3 separate regions of the Homo sapiens genome follow, and all the other regions are linked to region 3. Evidence: chromatin contacts called from ENCODE Hi-C or POLR2A ChIA-PET data. All regions are on one chromosome and are shown on one strand. Each heading gives the region's core, a stretch centred on a gene start or an enhancer-like site at or near the end of the contact. The rest is flanking DNA. Distances are from core to core; before and after follow the strand shown. Region 1 has its middle 14 kb from the start of DRAIC. Region 2 has its middle 110 kb from the start of LINC00593. Region 3 has its middle 150 kb from the start of TLE3.

Evidence for each region. Hi-C counts contacts between places; a loop is a spot of excess contacts on that map. ChIA-PET counts read pairs that join two places held with the same protein, here RNA polymerase II (POLR2A). Pooled maps may share reads with other maps.
Region 1: a loop to region 3 is called in a map of PC-9, with 4 times the contacts of the local background. The contact joins two enhancer-like sites. A Hi-C loop is called at or near these places in 1 of 168 maps with a recorded cell type or tissue (PC-9) and 11 of 50 pooled maps. POLR2A ChIA-PET finds 5 or more read pairs at or near these places in 2 of 52 experiments (PC-3 and activated T-cell).
Region 2: a loop to region 3 is called in a pooled map of posterior vena cava, with 3 times the contacts of the local background. The contact joins two enhancer-like sites. A Hi-C loop is called at or near these places in 1 of 168 maps with a recorded cell type or tissue (naive thymus-derived CD4-positive, alpha-beta T cell), 1 of 37 single-sample maps with no recorded cell type and 12 of 50 pooled maps. POLR2A ChIA-PET finds 5 or more read pairs at or near these places in 2 of 52 experiments (both activated T-cell).

Annotation. Positions count from the first base shown.
Region 1 is chr15:69,574,831-69,577,584 of GRCh38, reverse strand. No RefSeq gene overlaps it. Among named protein-coding and RNA genes, the nearest start is that of DRAIC, 14 kb to the right of the region's middle. Within about 2 kb of position 1,394, at least 2 of the 41 ENCODE cell types and tissues checked have a DNase peak (open chromatin) inside an H3K27ac peak, as active enhancers do.
Region 2 is chr15:69,724,602-69,727,500 of GRCh38, reverse strand. No RefSeq gene overlaps it. Among named protein-coding and RNA genes, the nearest start is that of LINC00593, 110 kb to the left of the region's middle. Within about 2 kb of position 1,465, at least 6 of the 41 ENCODE cell types and tissues checked have a DNase peak (open chromatin) inside an H3K27ac peak, as active enhancers do.
Region 3 is chr15:70,244,785-70,247,918 of GRCh38, reverse strand. No RefSeq gene overlaps it. Among named protein-coding and RNA genes, the nearest start is that of TLE3, 150 kb to the right of the region's middle. RefSeq lists an enhancer at 1,920-1,969. Within about 2 kb of position 1,823, at least 3 of the 41 ENCODE cell types and tissues checked have a DNase peak (open chromatin) inside an H3K27ac peak, as active enhancers do.

The sequences.
Region 1 (2,754 bases), core at 145-2,644, 670 kb after region 3:
GGAGGTGGCCTCCTCCCATGCTACCACCCGACCTTCCAGGGACTGAGCAGAATGGAGGCTGAAGGATTGAAGGAGATGCTTTGCTTATCCAACCAAACCCCACCCAGAAGGTGCCTCCAGAGCTCCTGAGGTTCTTGCTGGGAAGAACCTGGTGCCGCCTTTTAACTATGGAGCCTGAGTGCTGGCAGTGGTGAGGGAAAAGGGTAACAAAGGCAGCAGAAAGAGGCATCCCCACCCAGCGAACAGCCAGATGCCAGGCGGGTGTTCCCTTCCCCACCCCAAGGTGGCTGCCTGCAGTGTCTACGTGCTTGTCTTTCTGGAAGACAGGCCCTACTAGGGCTTCAGAGTCAGGCCCAACCTCCTGCCCCCGCAGGAAGGAGCAGAAATGCAGAGCTAAGAGCACCTAGAGAAGGCAGGAAGGGCAGAGATGCAGGTGCACAGGCAACCTCTTCTGTTTGACTTTGGGCCAACTAGGGTTAGGAGTAATGGACTTAACCTGACCTTGGTCTTATATGATCCAGAGAAATGTAAATACTGAAACACAGGCCAACAGTAAAGCAGCAGGTGCAGGGAATCCAGCCACTCCTGGCAAAGTGTCATGGTCCAGCTAAGGACTCCCAGTGACCCAAGCTTCCCCCACCTGTCTCCTTTACCTTACAGGTAGCACCTTCCTCCTCCTTCCTATCCCTACCCCAGGGCCAGGCTGTCTCTCTCTTCCTGACCAGCAAAACCTGAATCTTAGGTTACAAACTCTGGAAGGGGCTCAGAGCTTGGCTGTCCCAAAACCCACTTTTGCAGAGGAGGAAACTGAGGCCCAAGGAAGAAAAAGACCTACTGCAGATCACCTGGCTTCCAGGCTCCTAGCACAAAGCTCTTTGTACTGACGAAGCTCTCAAATCCTGAAAACATCTGCTGTTAGTCCCACCCTCTCCAACCTCCATCCTTTCCCTTTCCCCAAAAAAACAAGAGCTGCATTTTCAGAATTGAAAGTAGGGTGCTAAATGGGCAAAAGTATAGTGGTGGGATCTGAGGCATGGAAGAGGAAAAGCCACAGGGGATGGCCTGAAAACACTGCTGTGTGCTGAGTCAGGCTGCCTGTGCCTGTTCTGCTGTATCCTGGCTCCTGGCTTTCCTCCCCACCCCTGGGCCTGACAGATGACAACTGAAGGTGGGGCCAGCCCAAGAGAGAAAGGGCCAGAGGAAGTTGTGGTGGGTGCCCCGACCCTGGTCCCTAGATATTGTCTGAAGCCTACTGAAGGGTGAGTCTGCATCTTCCAAACACTTGCCCACAACCACAGTGACAGAAGAGGAGCGAGATCTCTCTCTGCTGTAGGTCCAAATGCTACCCTCCTACAATACCAGCAATACTGATGCCACCAACCCCCATGATGGCACCAGGATGGGGAAGGCAGAAACAGGCCTCTGGTGCCCTCTGCTGTTCAGCACTCCCGTGCCACAGCCTGAGGGTTGGCACTGTGGCTGGCAGGGGGACCCAGGGAATGTCTCCAGCCCCTAGGGTTGCCCCAGCTTTTAGCAGCCCTCCATCTACTTCCCAGAAGGATCCAGGAAATGTGTGATGCTGAAGCCCTGGCTAAGGCAATGCACCCGCCAGATCACCCAGGGTGTGGTGTAGTAGCAAACAATCCCCAACACGAAATGGCTCCAAATCAGGCAGGTTTATTTAGCTGGACAAGCTCTGTGTCCATTTTCTAAGATCCAGGTTGAGGCAGTAGCCACCACCATCTGGAATGATGCTGGCTACAGTGACTGAGAGCAAGAGACTGAGGGCCTCACACAGACAGTGAAAAACTTCCACTCACAGCTCACTGGTGGGATCTATCACACAGCCCCACCCAAGCAAAAGAGGCAGAAAGTGCAATCCCACCAGGTGCCCAGAAGTCAGGAGCTAGGGACACTGAAAGGGCACATTCCTGACTACTGATGGCTTCCGGCTCATTCTCCCTCCTGCAAGCAAAGTACCTCATCCCTCCCCAGGGAACGCAGCCCTAGATCCGCCCCAGGGGCAGCATCGTCCTCAGGTGCAGGGTCTCAGGGCGGTATGTTGGCATCCCATATCAGCAGTGAGGGGCAGTAATCCCTGCTTCACACGTAGATGTGGTGCCTCTTGATCCAGTGACCTGCAACCTAAGAATCCCAGTTTCCTGCTGCCTGTTAAAATTCAGTCCTCAGTGGTACAGCCAGGGCTAGAGAGTGGCAAAAAAACACACCAGTAGGAAAGCAGAAAAATGAGAGCCATATCTCAGGGGATACTGCTCCATGGCAGCCCTGCCATCCCTGGGCAGACTTTAAGAGTCCCTGTCCTGGAGGTGGGCATCGTCCTTGATCAGGCAGCTCTGGCCTCTCCCCTGGGTATCTCTCCTCATTGGTTTTTTCTGTGCCCTGCTCCCTTCCCCGTCTGTCTGGCTGCCTCAGTTTCTCCTGACTTAATACCTTGTGCTGTGTGTGGCTCTGTAATGGCCACCTCACTCTTGAGTCTCCCAGACTTCTGAGTGGTCCCAACTTAGGGTCTCAGTTCAAATTCCAGACACACAGAGAGACTCCCATTTCACTGGCCTAACTGATTATTCAGAGCCAGGCACACAAGTCACAGTTATGTCCAGTTTCCGAACGGGCCGTCTGAACAGGGGATGCTGGAGAGACCCCACGCTGCCTGCACATCTGGTGGTGTGGGAGGAGAGCGTGGGCACAGCCATGAAGGATTGTTTTCTCTGAAACACAGAGCGTGGAGTTGCC
Region 2 (2,899 bases), core at 216-2,715, 520 kb after region 3:
TGGGGACCACAACCCTTCTTTGTACTGTCATTATTCCCATTTCACAGGTGAGAAAACAGACTTGGCGAGATCAAGTCATTTACCTCAGACCTCTACTGGCAAGTAACAGTGGCTGGAGTTGAAGTGGGTGGCGCAGAGGCCAGAGGCCCCATGACTTGCTGTGTCTCCAGGGAAGTGGGCTGCCAAGCACAAGAACAGGATCTGTGTTCATCCCCCAGCAGCCAATGCTGTTTTCTGTCCCAGCAGCTACAGCTGGCCTTCTCAGCTATTTAGGGAAAACGTTCTATATGAAAATGACTGCAGAGCCGCCTGGGTTTATGAGAACCCCCAGGAAGCCCAGCTTCTGGCAACACGTGAGAAGGGAAAGGGGAAAGAATCCTCCACATTTGGGGAAAACAACCAAATGACTCTGGTTCCTCGAGCTGGTGCTGTGTGCCATCTGAGGAGAATGGAGAAACAAAGGAACGCCGCAGGCCCACCCCAGAAGTTCCGGGCCCTCCCCTGCCCTCTGCTCTAGGCAGCTGGCTGCTTAAGGGTTGGCCTCTAGCCCCAGGGACTCAGCCTAGACTCAGCCCCTTCTTCCCCAGAGCTGCCACCTCCCCCAGGTCCCTGGGCTCTAAACCTGCTCCCCCAGGCCAGCAGCAAAGGGGCCATTCTTCCCATACCCCTCTTTACTGCATGCAAAGACAAGCGCCTCTCAGACCCTCTCTTTTCCTGGCTCTACCATCCACAAAGCAAAACATGGGGACTTTTCAGAGTTTCATTTTCACTGTCTCTGACTCCTTCCTGAAGAGGTGAATGGAGGCCCTGTGCATTCCAGCTCGCTACGGTGCACCTTGGGGGCGAGCTTACCCGGATGTCCCTTGACCAATTCTACCTGGCCAATAATACAAACAGTGCCAGGTAGGGTCAGGGACTACATAGAATAGACCACCTCTGGGGGCCAGTCCAGTGCCAGCGTCCCTCCTCTGAGAACCACCCTCCATCGTAACCCGCGGGGATGGGCTCTGGAGCCTTGCTGTAAAGGAGACCACCCCCTTTCTTGGCCACAGGGCTGAGGGCAGCAAGGGAGGGTGTCTGCCTTGAGGTGGCTGATCTGCTGCCTGGGCTCAGATGGTCAGACTCTCCCCAGGACATTGGAGCCATGACAGTTGAGGCTAGGGAGCTGGGGCCAGGCAGCTGTGCACCCCCTCTACACAGGGAAAGCTGGCTGGAAAATGGAGAGGAGAAAGAGGAAGAGAACCAGCAAGAGAGGGAGAGGGGCCATAGGCATGACTTTACAGTTCCTGATTCTAGTTCCTCAGAGGCGGGGCTGAATGTTTCACCCTTGAGTTTTGTGAAATACCACCATCTTCTTCCCATAAGGTCATTGTTTTGCTTGAGCAAAAAGGGCTGTTTCTCATGGCCACACGGGCTCCAGCTAGAACAACCCCAGTTAGGCCACCAGGGCCTGAGGAGCCTGTCCCTGCAGAGGGGCTGGTTGGAAGGCCTGGGCCCTGCAGCAACTTCTTTCTCAAGGCCCTGGGCTGTCCTGTCTGGAGCTAGGGAGGGCTGTGTTAGGGAAGAGTGCCCATCCCATCCCTGGGACCTCAATGGCACACTAGACTGTGGTGTCTGCTTTACATTGTCCCTGCAGTATGATAAACTCGACTTCACACAAGTACCTTTCATGTCAGTATCTAGGACTTCTGCAACCGCCTCTCCTTAGCCCACTATCACTGTCCTGGTGACAGAGCCCGACTAATCCTTTCTCTCATGCTTCTAATTCTTAAATGTCTCCCTGCTGCATATGAGATAGAGTCCAAGTTCCTAACTCAACATTCAAGGCCACTGTCGAGCCTCTGCAGCCTCATCACTCCCCATTTCACATTTCCTAGTTGAGTAGAACTGCTCCTGGTTCCCTTGTCCTTTGGTCCCCTCTACCTGGAATTCCCCTTGCTTCCTTCTTAGCCTTCTGAATTTCCACCTGCCTTGTGGGAAGGCCCCTAGTTCTGCTCTCATTGCTGCCAGGAAAACTCTAAACCTCCCAGGCAGAGCGAAGGGCTCCTCCTTTGGACTCCCACACCTCCCGGCCCCACTCAGCCTATCAGAGCTCAGAGTGACTAACAGCTTATTCTCTGTGTCTCCCCAGTGCCACGTTCAGTGTAAATTGGTCTCTATCCACCCACCCACCCCATCTTCTCACTATCTTTTCAACAAAGGATGTGATTTTCAACAGAATGCCCAGGTCACCTATTCCTATTTTAAAGGTGATGAAACCAAGGCTCAGAGAGGTTTGTAGTGACCCACAACCAGAGAGCTAGGCAGTGGTGGGCCTGAATTACAAGCCAGGACTGCCTGCTTCAAGCTCTGCCCTCTTTCTGCTCTACCCACTCTCTGGCAGGCAAACTCTGCCTTGACCCCAGTCTGTGCTGACATCATGATGGGTTCATTCAAATAGGAGTTTTCTATTTAGGGCCATCAACTTTTCTGAGCTCCAGTAAGACTTCCAATCTGCATCAACCAGGGTATCAAGGATTGGAATTCAGGCTCCCAGTGTTCACTGACGCCCCTGTGTGGGTGGATACTCTTGCTCAGAGGATTTCCCACCTCCATGCCTTTGTGCCTGCCATGCCTTCTTCCCATGCTCCCCAGGAGGACTCTGTTCCTTGTTCTTGCTCCTTCTTCGAGATCTGCCCCACGTGCTTCTATCTGAAGCTTTCCAGGAACCTCCCTGGGATCGCTGCTCATTGCCTTCTTGCTTTGTATGCATTGAACCTGGGTCTTTCTCTATTCAATAAATGGCTACCATGTTGGGCTTGTACCTATCCATTTGCTCCTGTCTCTCCCTTAATAGACAATAATTTCTATATAATTTAGCCCCTAGCCCAGAACTTCACTTAGAAGAGGTGCTTAATTA
Region 3 (3,134 bases), core at 574-3,073:
GAAAGGCCTGGCTCTCAACAGGTCCTCCTTGTGCATTTCACTGACTTCTTCACTATAACCCAGGAGACCTGACATTTACACAGAGGGGCAGGAACACGAATACTGGCAGGCCCAGGGGTGTGACATGGGACACAGCACAGGCCTGCACACAGGACTGTGGGCATGAGGCAACCTGGTATGGAGACTAAACCCAACCTAGCCTCATTCCTCTGACTTCTAAAACCCTGTGTGGCGAGCAGACCCGAGGCTGCTGGTGGAAACCCCTGCTTTCCTCCTTGTGAGGTTCCGGGGAAAATCTGACAGGCTTTAATAAGGAGGAAGCCCTGAACGGACAAGACAGCGTCCTCTCCTCTACTCACCTCCCCCATCTGGCTGGCATAGAGAAATGAGTTGGTTGGGGACCCCAAGTACGGGTGCTAGCAATGGCACTCACCTGGGGCTTCCTCACCTCCCTGCCCAGGGCCTTCCCCTGCTCTTCTTGGTGTCTCCACCTCCTGGCTGACTTCACCTCTGTCTCCTCTCCACTCTGAGCCAGGCTGCCTGATTTCAAATGCCAGCTCCTTCTTTTCTAGCTGGGTGACGTCAAGCTATAAACCTCTCTGTGCCTCAGCTTCCTGATCTATGAAATGGGGCATTTCTCCCCATCATTTGGCTGAGAAGAGAAAATCAGCTAACCTCTGTAAAGCACCCAGAAGGTACTTGAACGAGACCTGATGGTGAGGCAAGTTGGTTATTTTTATTCAGATGGGCCTCCCAGAGGGAAGCCTAGCTCCTTAGCACCTTTCTCCCTCCCAGAGACCTCTGCAGATGAAGGCTGGTCTCAGTGAAGAGCAAGCAAGGATTGGCTCTGAGTCAAAATAAAGAGGAAGGACGTGGGTGAGGACGTGAATTTTATGATCCCTGAGCAATGTCACCCTGGTGCCCAGGAACTAACCCCCTCACCTGCTTCCCCAGTAGGTCTGACTGCTCCAGGCCCCTGCTGCAACTACTTGGGCAAAAGCTTGGCCCTCTGGAAGCTTGCATTCCCTAGGAAGCGGGCACATTAGAGGTTCAGGAGGAGGGAGCTCAGAGCAGTCAACCACATGAAGTTACCTTTCATCCAGGGCCTTTGTGGCCAGCAAGTCAAAAACAAAATATTATTGTTCCCACTTTGCAGATGAGAAAACTGAGGCCCAGAGTAGCGATGTGACTCACCTAAGGTCATGCGGCTGAGGAGCTGGCTCGGGAGTACACATCTGCCCAGGCACCTGCACCACACCTAACAGGCAGAACGCAATGGGCTCAGTTGCCTCATCTGCAAAATAGACTCTCAGCATCCATCCTGCACCTGGCAAAGGAGGCGGAGAAGGGCAAGGATTCCACCCCCAAGCCGGCCACGCCGCCCGCCGTCCTGCTCCAACACCCACAGAAAGACAGGAAATGGCTCGCCCAGGATTCTCACTTGGCCTTCCCTTCTAGCATCCACTTTAAGATTGGCAGGGGCTGCTCTGAGCAAAGCCACCGCAGCTGTGACCCCTTGAGGTCAGTGTTCGTGGCAGGGGCTGCAGGGTTGTGATGGGCCAGACATTGAGGATAGCACTTGAGAGGGCTGGGGACCCTCTGCTTTGGCATTCTAAAGGTCTGAGTCCCTCCTAGGACAGGCCAGAGACAGCATCTAAAGATACCCAGAGATAGGGACGCAGCAGGCCCAGTGGGCTGCTAGAATCCCAGCAGCCAGGAGAGTGATGTGTCCCAGCAGAGGAGGCCACTGGAACAGAGCAAAAACCACAGGAACCGAAACTTCCCGGGTGCCCATGAGTCACCACCCTGTGAGGGCTGGGCCCTGGGGCTGGGTGGGAACTTTCCCAGGCCTTGACCCTCAGCTCAAGGGCATGTCCCTTGACCCCATGACAACACAAAGAGAGGGCTGCAGCCTGGGGTTCACACCCTGGTATGTCTCTGTCTTACTCTCAGTATCTCTGCCAAGAGATCATTTGATTCATTAATTAGTGTAAGTATGTATATCTTTAGAATAGGAAATACAGGCATATTGCAAAAAAAAAAAAAAAGTGAAAATCAAGCCTCCTCCCCTCCCCTGTTCTTCACTATCAAGTTCCTCTGCCCCCAAGTCTCCTCCTTGGAGGCCTCCACTCCTACCAGTTTCTTTAAAGCCATATATGTTTGTATATGCATTTAGAAACCCAAATGCAAACATGTGTGTGTTCATTCTTTTCCTCTTTTTACACAAATGGTAGCATGTCAATATACCTTGGAACCCTCTCCTTATAGAAACATACAGGGTCCATTCTCCTTTCTTCAGTGGTTTAAATCAATACTAATATGTATTTCGTATAATTCTGTGGGTTGAAGAGGCACAGTTGGGAGGTCCTCCATTCCATGTGACGTAGCTAATGTCATCTGTATGTTGGTTCTGCTTAACAGTTGTGTAGAGTCCCATTGTACGGACATCATTGTTTATTTAATCAGTCCCCTATTGATTAACATTTGGAGATTGACAATCTTTTGCTTTGATAAATAATGCCACAGTGAATGAGGAGCACACACGTCCCCTGTGTATCCGCATGATGAAATCCTAGGGTTGGCTGTGCCGGTCAGAGGGAAGAGCAGGTGTGGTTTGGCAGGGGCTCCCAGTGGCTCTCCCAGACACGCTGATTCCTCTTCCTGCCAGCCCCACACTCTGGCACCTGTCCTTGCACCCTCAGCAGCAGAGTGTGCCATACTTTTGATCTTTTTGATATAATGGTTCAAAAAGGGTCTTTTTTTTTTTTTTTTGAGACAGGGTTTCTCTCCCATTGCCCCGGCTGGAGTGCAATGGCACGACCTCAGCTCACTGCAATCTTTGCCTCCCAGGCTCACATGATTCTCCTGCCTCAGTGTCTGGAGTAGCTGGGACTACAGGCACATGCCACTGCACGCAGCTAATTTTTGTATTTTTAATAGAGATCTGCCTGCCTTGGCCTCCCAAAGTGCTGGGGTTACAGGCGTGAGCCACCACACTCGGCCTAAAAGAGGGTCTTTTATTGAAGTTTTAATTTGCATTTCTTTTATGAGTAAGGCTGAGTAACTTTTCATCTATTTAAGAGCCACTTATATATTCTTTTGAAACGGTCTTCCTATATTTTGCCCATTTTTTA